Linked DNA regions of Homo sapiens: region 2 is linked to region 1. A link is a loop called in an ENCODE intact Hi-C map of the cell type or tissue named here. Cell type or tissue: dorsolateral prefrontal cortex. All regions are shown on one strand. Links, peaks and the distances in the headings refer to the core of each region. The heading gives the core; the rest is flanking DNA. Region 1 overlaps DLGAP1 (DLG associated protein 1). Region 2 overlaps DLGAP1 (DLG associated protein 1).

What was found. A loop is a pair of places that touch in the nucleus more often than their neighbours do. Peaks named below come from ENCODE experiments on the same cell type or tissue, not always from the same donor. Only the 100,000 strongest peaks of a DNase experiment are listed, where the experiment ranks them.
Region 2: it touches region 1 in a loop (8-fold over the local background); 5 of 110 quality-filtered maps call a loop at or near these places.

What each region holds. Positions count from the first base shown.
Region 1 is chr18:3,778,493-3,787,610 of GRCh38, forward strand. All of the region lies in intron 5 of DLGAP1 (DLG associated protein 1), which reads right to left. Among named protein-coding and RNA genes, the nearest start is that of DLGAP1-AS3, 95 kb to the right of the region's middle. In dorsolateral prefrontal cortex, for the core only: no CTCF peak of the experiment used is centred there; no DNase peak of the experiment used is centred there; H3K27ac peaks cover 3,344 bases.
Region 2 is chr18:3,828,958-3,838,075 of GRCh38, forward strand. All of the region lies in intron 4 of DLGAP1 (DLG associated protein 1), which reads right to left. Among named protein-coding and RNA genes, the nearest start is that of DLGAP1-AS3, 45 kb to the right of the region's middle. In dorsolateral prefrontal cortex, for the core only: no CTCF peak of the experiment used is centred there; no DNase peak of the experiment used is centred there; H3K27ac peaks cover 3,366 bases.

The DNA of each region.
Region 1 (9,118 bases), core at 818-8,817:
AGACTTTTGACCAAAGGATCTAGGTTAGCAATAAAAACAGGTTTCTCAATAGTGTGGGCTGTATAGGCAGGTTTTTCAGGGCTGCTGGGGATCTCTCACTAGAAGGCCCAGGCAGGGAGACCTGTGCACAGCAGCGGCAAGTGGGGAGAGATTCAAATCCCTTAAGAAGCACCAGAGTGGATGACTTTGGAGCCAGACAACTCCATTTGTGAAGCAGAAAGGCTAGGCATGGATACGGGAAAGAGGAAGAAATGATCATTATGTTCTAAGGATAAATATTCCCTGGGAGAGCTGGCCAGGAAGCAAATGGATAAGCAGAGGGGATGAGGACCTGACAGAAAGGGAGATCCTGCCCTGGAGACATAGCGTGGCTCAGGGTCCTCTCTCCTTGGCCCCAGCCAGTCCTGCAGCCTTGTAAGTCACGTGGCGTTTATACAGGGAACTGCAGAGGCATGCAAAACCCAGTCTATCCCAACCTGAGCTCACCCTCCATATCATATTACTCTGACTAGGTCATCCCCCCACGACCCAGGCCCAAAGACCACCGTTCCTTTTCTTGACCACCCGCAGGTGGTGAGTGAGCAAGTTTTCCAAATCTAGCTCCCAAATTTCTGTCTGTGTTGTCCTCCCTCCTTCTGTCCCGATCTCAGAGCCTAGATCCTGGTAGAGTTCTCCTGTCCTGTCTCCCTGTATCTCTCTGCATGGAAGGATTAATCCTTAAAAGGCAATGCCACCAGTTTTGCTGTTGTTGTTGTTGTTGTTGTTTTAGAGACAGGGTCTGCCATGTTGCCCAGGCTGGTCTCGAACTCCTGAGCTCAAGTGATCCTCCCACCTTGGCCTCCCAAAGTGCTGGGATTACAGGTGTGAGCCGCCATGTCTGGCCCAGCAATCAGTTTTTTCCCCAAAACTCCAAAACTTTCAGTGGTTTCCATTGCCTACCAAATTAAGCCCAAACCCATAGTAATCCATCCAAGCCCTCTCGGATCATGCCTGAACACTCTCTGAGGATACAGGTAATACTGCACTGCTGTGGACAAGAAAGACGACACTTGATTGTCCTCCAGTGGGCCTGCCTCATTGCTTTGTTCATGCTGCCCCATTGTTTTGATCTCCTCCATCTCTGCATGGCAATATTCTATCTATTGTTTAAGATCCAGTTTAAATCCCATCTCCTCCAGGAAGCTTGCTTGCTCTGATGCAAAGAGAAGGAAGCTGCCTCTTCATCTTTTCCACATCTTTAATGGGCTATTATATAGAGTGGTCAGTGCACCCTTTTTTTTTTTTTACTCTTTCTTTCTTTTCTTTTTTTTTTTGAGAGAGGGAGTGTTGCTCTGTCACTCAGGCTGGAGTGCAGTGGTGTGATCTCGGCTTACTGCAACCTCCACCTCCCGGGTTCAAGCGATTCTCCTGCCTCAGCTTTCCAAGTAGCTGGGAGGCGCACGCCACCACGTCCAGCTAATTTTTGTATTTTTTAGTAGATACGGGGTTTCACTATATGTTGGCCAGGCTGGTCTCAAACTCTTGACCTCAAGTGATCTACCTGCCTAGGCCTCCCAAAGTGCTGGGATTACAGGCATGAGCCACCGCTCCCGGCCTGTTACTCTTTCATAGACCACCCCACAGGCTTAAAAAAAATTTTAAATTACAAAATATAGACATGCTCATATGGAAAATGTAATAACTGGCATGGGTAAAAAATAAAGGTATCCTTTCTCCACAGTTTAGTTATTTAAAGATAAGTTATTATCATGTATCTGTATTTATTCCTTATTGCTACTGTAATAAATCACCACAAGCTTAGTGGATTAAAACAACATTACCTTATTATGTTACATTCCTGGAGGTCAGAAATATGAAATGGGTCTCATTGGCTGAAATCAAGGTGTCAACAGTGCGGTGTCCCTTTCTGCAGGTTCTAGGGGAGAAGCTCTTTCCTTGCCTTTTCCAGCTTTTAGAGGCCTCCTGTATTCCTGGATGTGTGGCCTCTTCCTCCATATGCAAAGCCGGCAGTGGTTGGCTGGGTCTGTCCAGGTCCCCCTCCAACGCTAACTTTTCCGCCTCCCTTTTCACGTGTAAGGCTGCTTGTGATTATCCAACTGGATCATTCCAGATAATCTCCCTATTTTAAAGTCAGTTGTTTAGTAACCTTAATTCCAACTGGAATCTTAATTCTTCCTTGCCATGTAACATATTCACAGGTTCCGGCATTAAGATGTGGATATCTTTGCAGGCTATTATTCTGTCTGCCACAAGATCCTTTCATGTATTTCTCCTACTTTATAATATCAATATCAATATGGAAAAGGATTTATTTATATATTTTTTAGAGACAGGGTCATGCTATATGTTGCCCACCAGGAGTGCAGTGGTGCAATCTTAGCTCACTGGCTCACTGCAACCTCGAATTCCTGGGCTCAAGTGATCCTCTCACTTCAGTCTCCCAAGTAGCTAGGACTACAGACATGCACCTCCATGCCCAGCTAATTAAAAAAAATTTTTAAAAACGTTTTTTGTAGAGATGTGGTCGGTCTTGTTATGTTTCCCAGGCCGGTCTTGAACCCCTGGGCTTAAGTGACCCTCCTGCCTTGGCCTTTCAAAGTGCTGGGGTTGCAGGCATGAGCCACTCTGCCTGGCCCAATGTTTATTTTTAAATATGTGATTGTTAAAGGTGTGAGATACCAGACATATGATATTATGTATCTTGTTTTTTAATAGATAATTTATCTTGTACATTTTTTATGTCAGTTCATTCAGAGGCCCTCATTATTTTTAGCAGTTGCACAGTATCCCATAGCATGAATATTTCATGATTTACTTAATATTTTCCTACTAATGGACAGAAATTGTAGCAGCTTTCAATTTTTTTTTTTTTTTTTGAGATACAGTCTTGCTCCTGTTGCCCAGGCTGGAGGGCAGTGGTGCGATCTTGGCTCACTGCAACCTCCGCCTTCCTGGGTTCAAGCTATTCTCCTGCCTCAGCCTCCCGAGTAGCTGGGACTGCAGGCACCTGCCACCATGCCGGCTAATTTTTTTTGTATTTTTAATAGAGATGGGGTTTCACCATGTTGGCCAGGCTGGTCTCAAGCTCCTGACTTTGTGATCTGCCCGTCTCAGCCTCCCAAAGTGCTGGGATTATAGGCGTGAGCCAGCAGCTTTCAATTTTGTACCTTGTGTGTATATGTTTGTGTCCTTAGATAAGATTGTCTACAGCAGAGATACCCGTAAGGGGACCTGCTGGGAGCAAAGGATAATTTATATTTTCAAAGGGCATTTACAAATTTTGATCTATATTTACATATTATATACCATTAAATAAAGTAGAAATTTTAAAAACATATTGCTGTTCAAATTCTTATAAATTCAACAAGTTCAGATCTTTTCTTGATGGATTCAACTACTTCTCATCTAGGTACAAGGTACACACCGCTACATTTGATTAAACATGCTTGATTTGATTAAAATACAGCTATCCTTGTTGTTGTTATTGTTGTTTTTTTGTTGTTTAAAAACTCTACGGGAGATTCTATTCCAAGCTTGGAACAGTATTCCAAGCTTGGAACAGTATTCCAAGCTGTTCCCAATGACCATCTTGGTGTGGAGACACAAAGAATGCCTCAATGATCATTAAAGTTCACTTTTGCTCTAAGATTTTTTTTTTTTTTTGGACAGAGCCTTGTTCTGTTGTCCAGGCTGGAGTGCAGTGGTGCAATCTCGGCTCACTGTGACCTCCGCCTCCTGGGTTCAAGCAATTCTCCTGCCTCAGCTTCTAGAGTAGCTGGGATTACAGGTACGTGCCACCACGCCTGGCTAATTTTTGTATTTTTAGTAGAGACGGGGTTTCACCATGTTGGTCAGGCTGGTCTCGAACTCCTGACCTCAAGTGATCCGCCTGTCTTGGCCTCCCAAAGTGTTGGGATTACAGGCGTGAGCCACTGAGCCCGGCCTTGGTCCAAGATTTAAAGTATGAAGCATTCGGCACAAAACAAAGACTAATCATGTGAAGAGAGACTTTGCAGGTGTTGATGATGCATAAATCAGAAGAACTCAAGGGAGACGCCAAATCCCTTTAGAATGGCCCAAGTTTTTCTGGGTAGGGGGAAGAAAATGCAATGGCAATGACTCACCAAAGTCCACCAAAATGTTTTCACTGTACTGATGAGCTATCAAACATCTTTACAGACCTTCAATGCACAATTCCTCTTTGTTCTTTTAAATAAGAACGTGACTTCCCATCTTTTCAAACTTATATTTGAATGTCTTTTAAAATGCCTTTGACCTCAATTATTATGACTTTTCTTGTTTTTTAAATGTTGGACTTCACCAAAATTAAAAATTTTTGTGAGTCAAAGGACACCTCAAGAAATTGAAAAGACAATCCAAAGAATGGGAGAAAATTTTTGCAAACCATATCTCTGATAAAGAACTTATATCTAGAATATATAAACAACTCCTACAACTCAATTATTCAAAGACAAATACCTCAATCAAAATGGGTAAAAAATTTGAATAGATATTTCTCCAAAGAAAATATACAAGTGACCAACAAGCATATACAAAGATTCTCAAATGGTTAGTCATTTGAGCAATGCAAATCAAAACCACAGTGAATTACTACTTCACACCTTCTAAGACAACTACAATAAAAATGGATAGATAAGAATATGTTGTCCAGGATGTGGAGAAATTGGAGCGCTTATACACATCTAGTGGGAAGAAAAAGGGTACAGCCACTTTGGAAAACAGTCTGGCAGCTCCTCAGAAGGTTATAAATGAAGTTAGTATATGAACCAGCAATTCTGCTCCTAGCTATATACTTGGGAGGAATGAAAACATATGCCCACATAAAAACCTGTACACATATGTTCATAGGAGCATTACTCATGATAGCCAAAAGTGAAACAATCCAAAGTTCATCAACTGATGGATGAATAAATAAAATGTGGGTTTTCCACACAGTAAAATACTATGCAGCTCTAAAAAGAAATGAACTACTAATGCATGCTACAACATGGATTAACCTTGAAAACATTATGCTAAATGAAAGAAAGGGTCACATGTGCAAAATGTCCAGAATGGGCAAATCCATAGAGACAAAGTAGAATGGAGCTATCTGGGGCTGTGGGGAGGGCTGGAGGGAAATGGGGCATGACTACCAATAGGCATGGGGATTTGTGGGTGCTGAAAATGTTCTAAAATTGATAGTGGTGGTGCACAGCTGTGAAGATACAAAAAACCATTGCATCGTACACTTAAAAAATGGGTGTGTTATATAGTATGTGCATTATATCTAAATAAAGTGGTTACTACAAAAAGCAATATCCTTTGGAAGTTGCTTACATGTGAATATAAGGCTTTTCCCTTTCTATGGATGCCACAGCGATTTCGAGAGGGGTAATACTGGTGGTGGTGAGAATCTTATGTGTCCTCATAAGTGAAACCGATGTTTAAGCACTGAGGTAAAGTGCTTAAATTAATCTGCTTTTTGTCTGCTTTTTGCTCCTGGCCCCTGGCTGGTGGGCTCATTTTTCTCTCTGTATGCTGATCTTGTGTGTCCAACAAAAGCATAATTTCCAAATTTGAGCATGAGGTCTTTTGTCTACAATGGAAGTCATTGCACAGACTAGAGTGTAAAGAAACAAATTGTGTTTGTGTGTATGTTTGCAAATCCATGTGTAAGTGGGAGGCCGATGAAGGGAGAAGTGTCAGCCCCCAAGCCATTGTTTGTTCCTGTGTGCTGCATCCTAGGCTCCCCCGAGTTGGCCTGTTTAGGCGCACAAGGCACCTCATCTCGGCTGCTTCTTTCTTGGACCCCCCCTAGTTGTTGGGTCTCGATGTGTAGCAACAACCTGGGGGCCGGGTACTCACCAACCTCTATCCTAGCCTTCTTTTCTATCAAGGTTTGTTTTCCGTTTTCTTCTTCTTTTTCGTAAGCTGTTATAGTCTCTGGAATGACTTGGGTCTGCCGTGTATGTGTTATTTTTTAAGAATCCTGGAGAATCTATTTTTACTCCTCTGTTCAGGTGTCCAAATGCTGAAGACATTTTCTCCCAATCAACGGCAACCCACCCACAATGTCAGTGCGTTCTCTGATTAGGCCTCTTGATGACGGCCGGATCCCTGCCCGGCTCTGCGCCCGCGATGCTCCTGGGGTGCCCACACAGAACTGCTCCTGACGAGGAAAAAAGGGGGACGTTCCAGGCCCAGTCTGGATCCAGTGCAATGAGCGAGAGCCTTGGGGAAAAGGCGCTGCCAGAATTTTATTTTGTTAAAAACTGTATTGAGAAAACAAAGATAATCTCTAGAATTGGTTCTAAAATTCAAGTGAAACCTGTAAACATGCAGGTGACAGGGCTCTGGCTGCCTCCCTGGCCTCGTCTTCTACCCCTTGTCCCTTGTCCTCCTGCTGCCAGCCACTGGCCTTCTTGCTGCTCCCTGTATCATACAACCACGCTCCTGCTGCAAGGCCTTTTCTGGGTTTGTAAAATGAAAACCCAGGTACTTCTCCCTTTAAAAAAAATCCACCTTACTTTACAGACTGAAAAATAATGACTGCTTCCCTTCTCATATGTTTTTAAATAATCTATGCAGCAGTTGTGCATTCATTCACTTCATTTGTGCTCCCACTGATGGAAGTAGTTTTGAAGAACAGGCTGTATTAGTTTCCTGTTGCTGCTGTAACAAATTACCACAAGCTTAGAGGCTTAGAAAACCCACAGAGTTATTATCTTACAGTTCTGGAGGCTGGAAGGCTGGAATGGGTCTTAAGGGCTGCAGTCAAGGTCTCAGCAGGGCTGAGTTGCTTACGGATGCTGGAGGGGACAGCCTGTTCCTTTGCTTTGTAGGGGCCCAAGGAAAACATCCCCTTCGCCCTCTGAAGGTTCACTGAAAAACTGGCTGACAAAAAGCAGATTAATAGAAAAAAAGGCATGCAACATTTATTCTAATGTGCATAGCATGGGAGAATTGCAGGAGAATGAGTACTCAATAACTCAGTGGAGTACAGATCTTATAAAGCCTTCTGCCTAGGGGAGGGGGACATGGGGGAATGTAGACCATTCTTTTGAGGGGCAGTAAATGATCATTAGGGAGAATGAATGGGCCTAGAAGACAGAAATTAACTTGTAAATGGAATTTGGATTTTGAATGAACCTGGGAGGTATTGTCTTGTGAAAAGGTCTGTCCAGGTGGGTTTGCATCCTCAGTGTTCTTTTCTGAGATAGCGAATGAGATTTACAGGGATGGGAGGTGGAAGGCAACTGTGGTTCTCTTTGGGGTCTGGTTCCCAGGTGGATAAGAGAATACCGAAGAAAAGCTTCGCCCTATGCCTTAGGAGAAACAGAGGATTGAAAGGGAGCAGGGGAGCAGGTCAGAGAGACCTTGAGGACTTTGAGGCTACTTCTGTAGTTCAGTCATATTTTGGGGTAAAGTGTGCTGGCTTCCTTCAGCCTTTTTTCCCTCCTAGAGGCAGTCTATATTTCTTGGCTGTGGCCCTTTCTTACATCTTCAAAGCCAGTGGTGCAGCATCCTCCAATGCTTCCTTCTCTCTCCAACTCTGCTTCTGCTGTCATCTCCTCCCCTGACCCAGACCCTCCTGCCTCCCTTTTATAAGATCCCTCAGATGACATTGATCTCACTGGGATAATCTCTTCATCTCAAGATCCTGAACTTAATCACATCTGCAAAGTCCATTTTGTCATGTAAGGTAACAAATTCACAGGTTCTAGGGATTGGGATTTAGACATCTTTGGGGGGCATTATTCTCCCATCCACAGAGGTCAAAGGCTGAGATAATTCAAATGCATTATTTTGCACCAAATGCTCCCATTTGGTTTTTATGATGACGATGATGATGACTAGATAGGCCCCTATGTAGTACTAGGAAACCAAAAATAGTTACAGAAAATAGAAATAAACCTGTTAAAATACTTAATGAGAATAAACCAGTAAAAATTACAGAGGCACATGTGGGCTTAGTGAATAATATCTTTCTAATGCAGAGAAGATGTCATCCATGGAAAAGGCTATCAGTGGTATGTGTGGTCTTGGGTTTGGACTAGCTATGGTGCGTGCCAGCATGGAACTCTCCAACTTCAGCAGTCCTTGGTTCTGACAAGGAACTCTCAGCATTTGACCAATCACCTGCAGTCACAGGTGAGAACATGGGGCCCTCACTGAGCAAAGACCAAGCCTTTTAAGTGTACCTCAAAAATAAGCTAAGTTAATGGAAAATAGGAGTGAATGACTGCAGTGTTTATTTTTAAATTGCTTTCAAGTGGTGCATCTGTTGTATAAAACAAGACATTTCAGCTCAATAAATTTTTGGACAATGTCTCCTCTAGTTATCAGAAACTTGGTATTAATGACGAACTCTGGCTTCTAGCTCAAAGTCAAAGAACAGTGGAAAATGAATGTGCTTCAATGAGGAACCACAACCTAATAGAGATTTCATGGAGTGTGTTGTTCGCATTTTTACATTGTCTTAGATGAAAGCAGTGAATAAGTACCAAATGGTGAATCTTGAAACCCATCATGGGAGAATTAGCAGTGGTTATTTGTGCAACAAGCAGAAGTAATGAGTATTACAAGAGAACTTAGGTTTCTAAAAACAAGTTTAGGAAAAATGCTCATGATAATCAAAATAGGAACATCATGAAATGGCTTTAGATTTTTTGGGCATAGATATATGGTCACATTAAAGTAAATGAGAGGGGCCAGGCGTGGTGGCTTACACCTGTAATCCCAGCACTTTGGGAGGCCGAGGCGGGCGGATCACAAGATCAGGAGTTCAAAACCAGCCTGGCCGATATGGTGAAACCCCGTCTCTACTAAAATACAAAACTTAGCTAGGCGTGGTGGTGGGCACCTGTAGTCCCAGCTACTTGCAAGGCTGAAGCAGGAGAATTGCTTGAATCTGGGAGGCGGAAGTTGCAGTGAGCCAAGATTGCACCACTGCACTCTGGCCTGGGTGACAAAGCGAAACTCCATCTCAAAAAAAAAAAAAAAAAAAAAAAAAAAAAAAAGGTAAACTAGTGGAAAATGAACTTCTATTAATATGAATTTCCTCGTGACTTCACTGTGGTTTGTATTATTTAACTAAGATGAGTCATACGAAAGTAGT
Region 2 (9,118 bases), core at 413-8,412, 50 kb after region 1:
TCAATAAATGTTAGCTAATGTTTAAATCCTTCTCTATAGAGAATGCTTATAAAAGTGGCACTGAAGAAAATAAAATATTTTTCCACCATGTAATTCTTACTTAGGTAGTTTTTCACTTATAAGGAAGGAGGATGGTGCAATGAATACAGTACATCAGGTCAACCTGAGTTCAAATCTGACTCTACTTAGACCAGACATGTGATTTTGGCCTAATTACCTGAACATCTTTTAACTTCAGGTTTTCAAACATAAAGTGAGGACAGCAATACCTACTTCAGAGACTGACTATAAAGATAGAGATGATATAAAGTAACATATGACATGCTAACTCATTCAAAGTGTATTTGTAGGTTGCTTTTTCATATAGTAATCATGTTTAAATAACGGTTAAGTTCCCACATGGTGCAAACCCTTAAAGCTTGTTTCATTCATGATAGAGCTGACCCTTAATGGATTGTGCAATAGATCCAAGACTCTCTGAGCTTGGGGGTGGGAGGGGGTGGAGGGTGGGGAAGGTTAGTACACTTGGGGGAATCTCTAGAGGCCTGTGTATAGGGGACTGTGGATCAGTCAGGGTTCTCAGAAGAGAACAGGAAAAAAAAAGATTTATTTTAGAGATGACTGTGGTGAGTAGCAAGTCTGAAATCCACAGGGTGGTCTGGCAGGCTGGAAACTCAGGCTGGAGTTGATTCTGCAGTCTTGAGACAGAATCTTGTCAATAAAACCTCAATTTTTGGTCATAAGGCCTTTCAACTGATTGGTTGAGGCCCATCCACATTATGGAGGGTAATCTTCTTTACATAAAGTCTACTGATTATAGATTTTAACCACGTGTATACAATTACTTTACTGCAACACCTAGATTAGGGTTTGATTGGGCACTGGGTACTCTAAACTCAGCAGGTGGCTGCACAGAACTAACCATATAGACAGGAATTCGGGTGGGCAGCTTCTGAGGCAGTGGGAGGGAGACTTGATGGGCAGACAGGGCCGCTGCAGTGCTTATTGATATTCAGATTCTCTTCAGCTGTGAGCTGCATATGCTCCGTTCATTTTCTGAGGAACTATGGTTTGGGTCAAAGACGTGAGTGTAAAGACCATCTCCTCACTGGTTGTTCAGGAGACCCACAAAGGCCATGTAAGCAAAGTGAGACTCTTACTGGCTCTGTACCAGCACCTAGCAAGGTGCCTGGCATGTCAATTTCATTGACAATGTTCTTTAAGGGCAAAAGAGTCATTCATGGAATTTTTATTTCTTGTTGACAAATGAACAGGAAAATCTACAGTCACCTGAAACATCCCACCATGGTAAATAAACAGGAAATTGGCCAGGCGTGGTGGCTCACACCTGTAATCCCAGCACTTTGGGAGGCTGAGGTGGGCGGATCACGATGTCAGGAGTTCAAGACCAGCCTGGCTAACATGGTGAAACCCCATCTCTATTAAAGATACAAAAAATTAGCCGGGTGTGGTGGCACATGCCTGCAATCCCAGCTACTCGGGAGGCTGGGGGCAGAAGAATACCTTGAACCCGGGAGGCGGAGGTTGCAGGGAGCCGAGATCTTGCCATTGCACTCCAGCCTGGGAACCAGGGCAAGACTCTGTCTCAAAAATAAATAAATAAACAGGAAATTTATAGACTCATCTTTTATTTAAGCCCTTTGTATTCTGAAAGACAAAGAATTCCATAATGCCCGGCCTTGATAAAACAAATATAGAGCTAACCTTAAAAAAATCAAGATTTACTGTAGCAACTTGCACATACTACTAATGTAACACTGATCACATTGTTTTAAAACCATTTGTTTATAGATCAGTCTCACCCACCAATCTGTAAGCAACTTGAGAGGAGGGATGATGTCATTTGTCTGGCAGAGACCAATATTCATTCCTATAATTCTAGTTCTAAGCAGAGTATAAAAGAAAACAACATATTGTAAAGTAAAAGTGCTCATGAAATCTCTAATTACATCACTCAGGTTGTACCTATTTTATTCAACTGAGAAATAAAGTATGGACACCTTTCATCCCAGATTTTCCTCTACCAAGGGCAGGGAAGAAACCTCGCAATGGTTGTGGGCAAACAGGGATCATGGAGGAACACATCTCCGTGCACGAAGTTGCTGGTGCATGTGTGTAGAGGGGGTATGAATGACCAGTATCCAGAAGAGAGGCTCTTTTGGCATCCAAGGAGCTGCAGTTGGATGTTGCTGTGGAGATATTTGGGGAAGCAAGGCCACAACCCCCAGCAGGGTCAACTGAACTCTACTAGGCCCAGAGAGACCCATCACCAGATCATGGCAGGACGAGTCAAACAGAATCTGAAGACTGTCATCTCACCCTGTGTATTCCAAAGCACATTTTATGGATCACCAATCCTTTTTTTTTTAATACTTTAAGTTCTGTGATGCATGTGCAGAACATGCAGGTTTGTTGGATCACCAGTCCTTAGAAATGTTCTGTGAAATGTGGTTCCAAGAGGGTTTGGGAGATGCTTTATACTGTATTGTTCTCTTAAAGAGTTTCCATCCATATGAGCATCTTAAAGATTCTAGGATGTCTGCCAATATAGAATTCTGAATACAGTACTCAGTTTCTCAAATTCAACTCCTTTTCTTCACATTAATATCTATTCAAATCATCCTTTGGGAAATGTCAGCTTCTTCACATACAAACAAAGAAATTGACATCCAGAATGTAAATTACAGCTTATATGGCTAATAAGTGGCAGAACTGGGTTAGAATTCAGATCTCCTTTGGCCCATTGCACTTTCCCAGTTCATCACACTGCAACTATTTATCTCACCACTGAACTCTTCATGAATACCTTTCAACAAATTCTGTGAAACTGTTTTGATCTCCCTATATCAACATGTAGAAGACAAACATGAAGGAATGGCTACTGTGTATAGGAGGGACTCAGCCTTTGGAAACTTCATATTTTGTGTCAAGCCTGTGCCAGGATATGTTTCATTCAAGTTATCAGTGCAAATGAGAGGTGGTAATAGAGACATGTAAGTGACATGGATCTATACAAATAGGTTTGGGTCACATCTTGTATTTTACACCAAGAACCTAGATCATGCCAACCTTTTGATGGTAAAAACTGTAATGAGAGAAGAATGCTTCGTCAAGATAATAAATGATTACCTTTGCATATAGAAATAACCAGAACCCATGCATGCACACTCCATTATTCCTTCTGTCTCCCGACATTGACTGGAATTCAGTCTTTAGTATCCTCTCTCTGTCACACACACATGAACGCACAAGCACACTTCATATTCAGTGATGATGTTTTTCCTATTACAAAAACTGTGAACTACCCATGGACAGTAATAATGCAGATATATTTCATTTGAGAAAGGCTTTCTTTTGTCATTTTCTTTCTTTACCTTTTTGGTGATGAGTCAAGCTGACCTGCTGGGTGAGATGGTTCAGATATTCATGCTTCCTCCTAGTAACGATGCTGGCTTTCTGCAATTCAAATGACCCACTACAGCTGCACGAGTAGGCACTTAGCCACCTACTCCAGTTAGTAATTATTCGTTTAGACTAAAAAATTCTGAATCAATAGAAAAACATTGAATTAAGCCTCATTTTTGATATCTCATTTGACAAAGGAATCATGTTATTTTTCCTTGCAGTGGATTTAGATAAACATCCAGAAAAAAAAAATGTTTTGTGTTGGAACGGCCACAGAGAACCTTCTTTTTTTTTTTTTCCCAGGAGGGAACATAATTCTAAGTCAGGAAAAATAATTTATGTGGCTTCCTAGTTTCTGCCCAAACCAGCCATATGCTCTCAATATTACTGGAAGAAGTCTGAAACAGAAAATACAAAGTAGGGGCAAGAAGGCCCTTGTGGGGGATGCAGGGGTGGAAAACGGGAGGCAGCTTAGGTGCCCCCCCCATCACTGAGGCAGAGGAGTGAGAGCACCTTTCTCCTTTGTACACCCACTTGTCTGTCAACTTTCCTCCTTCCATTTGAGGCTGCTCCTGGATGTAAATTTTGACCTGCTTTCAGTTGTAATAAATACATGAGGCATAGAAGTAAGAGAAGCTCAAATAGCTTTCTAAAGGAGAATCTCATAAATAACAGTAGCTTTTGTTGTGCCCTATTACATTGGTGGTGTAATTTTCTTTTTTCTTTAATTTTCTATGAATTATAAGATTCCTTCCTTCCTTCCTTCCTTCCTTCCTTCCTTCCTTCCTTCCTTCCTTCCTTCCTTCCTTCCTTCCTTCCTTCCTTCCTTCCTTCCTTCCTTCCTTCCTTCCTTCCTCCTTGTTTTTTTTTGACAGGGTCTCACTTTCTCCCCCAGGCTGGAGTGCAGTGGTGCAATCACAGCTCACTGCAGCCTCGATCTTTCAGGCTCAAGCAATCCTTCCACTTCAGCCTCCTGAGTAGCTAGAACCACAGGCACATGCCACCACGCCCAGTTAATTTTTGTATTTTTGGTAGAGATGGGGTTTTGCCATGTTGCCCAGGCTTGTCTCAAACTCCTGACCCTCAAGTGATCTGCCCGCCTCAGCCTCCCAAAGTGCTGGGATTACAGGTGTGAGCCACCGCATCTGGACTGTTTTGTTTTGATTTACTAAACAGCTTTTATTTTTCTCTTCTGTTACACAGAAACAAACAAAAAGATAATTATTTTGTTTGGGAGGCATTTGGGTATCATGAAATATTTAAATCAGAGATTTCTAGCACGTGTGATCAATGAAAATAGAGGGAAACTAGGACTTCTGAACTGATTTCCTTTTGGAGCATTCTCATAGATGAATCTACAAGGATACAATGATTTGTCTGAATGATAAATTTACCTGAATAATTTATCTGAATGATAAAATTTTGATACCTTTATTAAGATACTTGAAGGTGTTGGTTTACAAAAGATTAAGTACCACAGTGTAAAAATTCTATTGTTGCATTAATTTGATTAGCAATGAAAAACTCAGAATCCATTTCTAAAGAAGTTGATAATACAAATAAAACATTTACCTAAAGACTGACTATACACAAATAATTTCTGCAATTTATCCAACTCATAAATTGGTATAGAGATTTATGGGCCGGGCGTGGTGGTTCACACCTGTGATCCCAGCACTTTGGGAGGCCGAGGCGGGTGGATCATGAGGTCAGGAGATCCAGACTATCCTGGCTAACACGGTGAAACTCCGTCTCTACTAAAAATACAAAAAATTAGCCGGGTGTGGTGGCGGGCACCTGTAGTCCCAGCTACTCAGGAGGCTGAGGCAGGAGACTGGCGTGAACCCAGGAGGCGGAGCTTGCAGTGAGCCGAGATCGCGCCACTGCACTCCAGCCTGGGAGATAGAGCAAGACTCTGTCTCAAAAAAAAAAAAAAAAAAAAAAAAAGATTTATGTAATAGATGATTAATCATAGCACTGGTTGTAAAAGCAAAATGCATGGTAGTGAATACTGTTCCCCAATATGTATTGCTAATATACTAGTTCTTTAACATGTGATGTTAATATAGTACAAAGTAGCTTCATTAAAGAAAGAGTTTTGATTTGATTCAATCCTGTGTTCCCGGTGTCTGGAAGTGAGCTTGGCACACAGTAGATGAGCATTAAACATTTGCCAAATGAATGGACACTCCATATAATCAAATATATGTACATAGGTGAATGTGTACGTACACATATACATATTTGTATGTTTGACTATATGTAGAAAATAGCAGAAGGCGAATGTTAAAATGGTAACAGTGATGGCTGCCTTTGGTTAAATAAGACTGGAACACGGTGGGGGAGGGAGCTTTTACTTTTAACCCTGTATCAATCTGTACTATTTGAATTTTTTTCACAATTAGCATATGTAACTTTTATTAAAAAATGAATTCTGTGAAAGAACCCCAAATGTACGACCACTGGAGATCTGCATTTTAGAATTTGTGTTGTCTTTACATTATCTCACCTTAAAGATACAACTCCATTATGTACACGATAACCTAAGGAACAGGCTTTGACTGGAAATTGATGAAACTTGGACCACAGAATCAGAAATTAGAATCTTCAAAGAATCGTCATTACAGATTATATTTTGCTTTTCCATTTCTTCAGCTTCAACCAGAATTTTATATTCAAAGTTAAGAAAATTTACATGTAACTGTATGCAAAAACCCATATGGCCTGTGTCAGTCTGTACCACTTATTTTCAATGAGATAAAATAGCTTATTTAAACTTTGAATTTTCCCATTGGGTTTAGATGATTTAGCTGTTTATCCAGCAGCCCTATACTTAAAAATAGATGAGATGACATTTGTGGGTTCTTTAAAAAAATACCCTTTGGAGAAAGAAGCAGAACACTAATGCCATATTTACCATTTACATTATATAAGAATGGCAAGTTTTTATAGAATGAGTGCTTCATAGAAAATATCCTCCTTTCTGGCCAGGCGTGGTGGCTCACGCCTGTAATCCCAGCACTTTGGGAGGCTGAGGGGGCAGATCATGAAGTCAGGAGATCAAGACCATCCTGGGTAACACGGTGAAACCCTGTCTCTACTAAAAACACAAAAAATTAGCTGGGCGTGGTGGCGCGCGACTGTAGTTCCAGCTACTTGGGAGGCTGAGGCAGGAGAATCGCTTGAATCTGGGAAGTGGAAGTTGCGGTGAGCCAAGATCGCGTCATTGCACTCCAGTGTGGCAACAGAGCAAGGCTCCGTCTCAAAAAAAAAAAAAAAAAGAAAATATCCTCCTTTCTAACATAAAAGCTATAGCTCTTCTGTAACCAGTCACAATCATTGCATATATGAGGGCATCCCACATAAGTTTCATTATTTGATGATTATAATTAATTTAATGGAAACATAAACATGGTTGGAAAGTTTCCAATAATAGCATAGGAAGATTTTTCTCTCCCTTCTCCCTTCCAATTATGTAGTGCCTCCCCGCCATCGCCATCATTCTTTTATCAATTATTTATTGTGTGTCTGCTATGTGGGAGGCACAGTTGTTATAAAACAAATATAAAGTTGATGTTGACTATATTTAACTTGACCTTATATACCTATTTAATAATTATAGCAACCTGCCAAAAATGAGAAGTGATTAATATTAGCCCTAAACCTGCTGTCATACGATTCCACAGAGTTCAAGATAAGAATTAACATAAGTTAAGCTGAAAATATACTGTCACCTGAAATTGCAAACTGGGTAGGTATACAGGAGAACGATAGTCAATTAAAGTATGAAATATTCAAATCAGTGTTCCAATCTTGGTAGCATTGCTGATGGCAAAGGATGATGACACCAGGAGGAAATGAAAGCAAACACATCACTTTCCTACTCAGAATAGTACACCTATCTTAGGATCTTACTGATTTTATTTATTAAAAAAATACACTTTAGGAGAAAAGTGCATTTATCGGGTAATATGAAAGAGGAAATGAGGTCTGTGTGAGGGCATGGGTATATGCCATCACTATGCAACATTTTAATCTTCAGTTTTTATAGGAGTTTCCTCTGAGCACTCATCAAAGGTAATGGGATTAGATTTTTTTTCTTCCTTTGTCAAATGTTTTCCTCACCCTGAATACTGTCACACACGTCGCAGGTGGATGAGATTTGTCCACTGAGGAGGAATTGCACTTTTCGACCCTCCTAGGATGTGACTTGAATACCTGGCTTGTTCCATGTTGGGCTTGCCACCTGCTCCTGCTCTGAGGTAGCCGCTGACCTAAAGGCATCGCAAGGGTGGTGAGGTGAAGAGGGAGCAAGTGTTCTCAGCCACACATTTTTCCATCTCCCCTCAGAATCCACCTCTCAGAGGTAGCCTAAGTGGCCCTCCTACCGGATGCGTTGTTTTATCACGACTGCAGCTTTCTTTTCTTAGATTCTGCCAATGCTTTTAATGGGCTGGTCCCCTGCGAAGAGCAGGGATTTTGTGTTTTCTTTTGAAGAGCGTGGTAGATTTCTGAGCACCCTGTGGCAGTCTGTAAAAGTGATAAATACAAATGATGAACAATGAAGCAGGCTCTTGAGTTCTGGGGCTGGCTACAGGAGAACTCAGAACGAGGGAAAAAAATAAATCAATTTCTAACACAAAGGCAAGATTTAGCCTCTCATTAGATCCAACTGCTACATGTAAAGAAGTTTGTTAAGAAAATGGCACAGGGATTTTGTGAGGTGGAGCCAAGCCTGCGAAATAGGCTTTCAAGATGTGTTTTCTATCTTCCTTCCAATTTTGGGTGCTATGATGTAACAGGATTTTGAAATCCAAGCATATGTTATTTTCTTTCTTCTTTTCCTTTTATGTTTAAACCTCCATTATGATGAATTAGCTTTCCTTCCTCAATAATTTAGAGTTTATTTTCTATAAAAAGGAAGCATTTAGAAATGTGATATTAGGCATATGGCCCCCTTTCAGATCCTTCCAGTTCTATTTGTATATGGTTTTAGACTCAGCTGTAAATATATTAATTTATGCAGCAATGGATATTATAAATCCTACACTTTATATAGATGTAGGCTCTTTCTTTTCATAAACAAAACTTGAAACAATACTAAATTTTTAAAAAGATAGACATAATTGATAATTTCACTTTGAGAAAGCAAAGTAACCCAGATTGTAAATGTTATGGACAAAGGCTGGGCGCAGTGGCTCATGCCTGTAATTCTAGCACTTCGGGAGGCCGAGGTTGGTAGATTGCCTGAGCTCGGGAGTTTGAGACCAGCCTGGGCAACATGGTGAAACCCCGTCTCTACTAAAAATACAAAAAAAATTAGCTGGGCGTGGTGGTGTGTGCCTGTAAAGCCAGCTATTTGGGGGGCTAAGGCACGAGAATTGCTTGAACCTGGGAGACGGAGGTTGCAGTGAGCCAAGATCAAGCCACTGCACTCCAGCCTGGGCGACAGAGTGAGATTCTGTCAAAAAAAAAAAAAAAAAAAAAAAAAAAAAAAAGTCAGGGACAAGGATAAATGCAAATTGTACACATTTCTCTCTCTTGATTTTATGATAGTTTGGAAAAGAACCATTTTTTAAAAACCAGTATATTACTAATGGATGGCATCTAATGTCTTAGTAATTAAAAAAAATATAGATTGGGATGGAGCCACAGAATTCAACAATGGGGAGAAGAGAGAAATAGAAGGCAG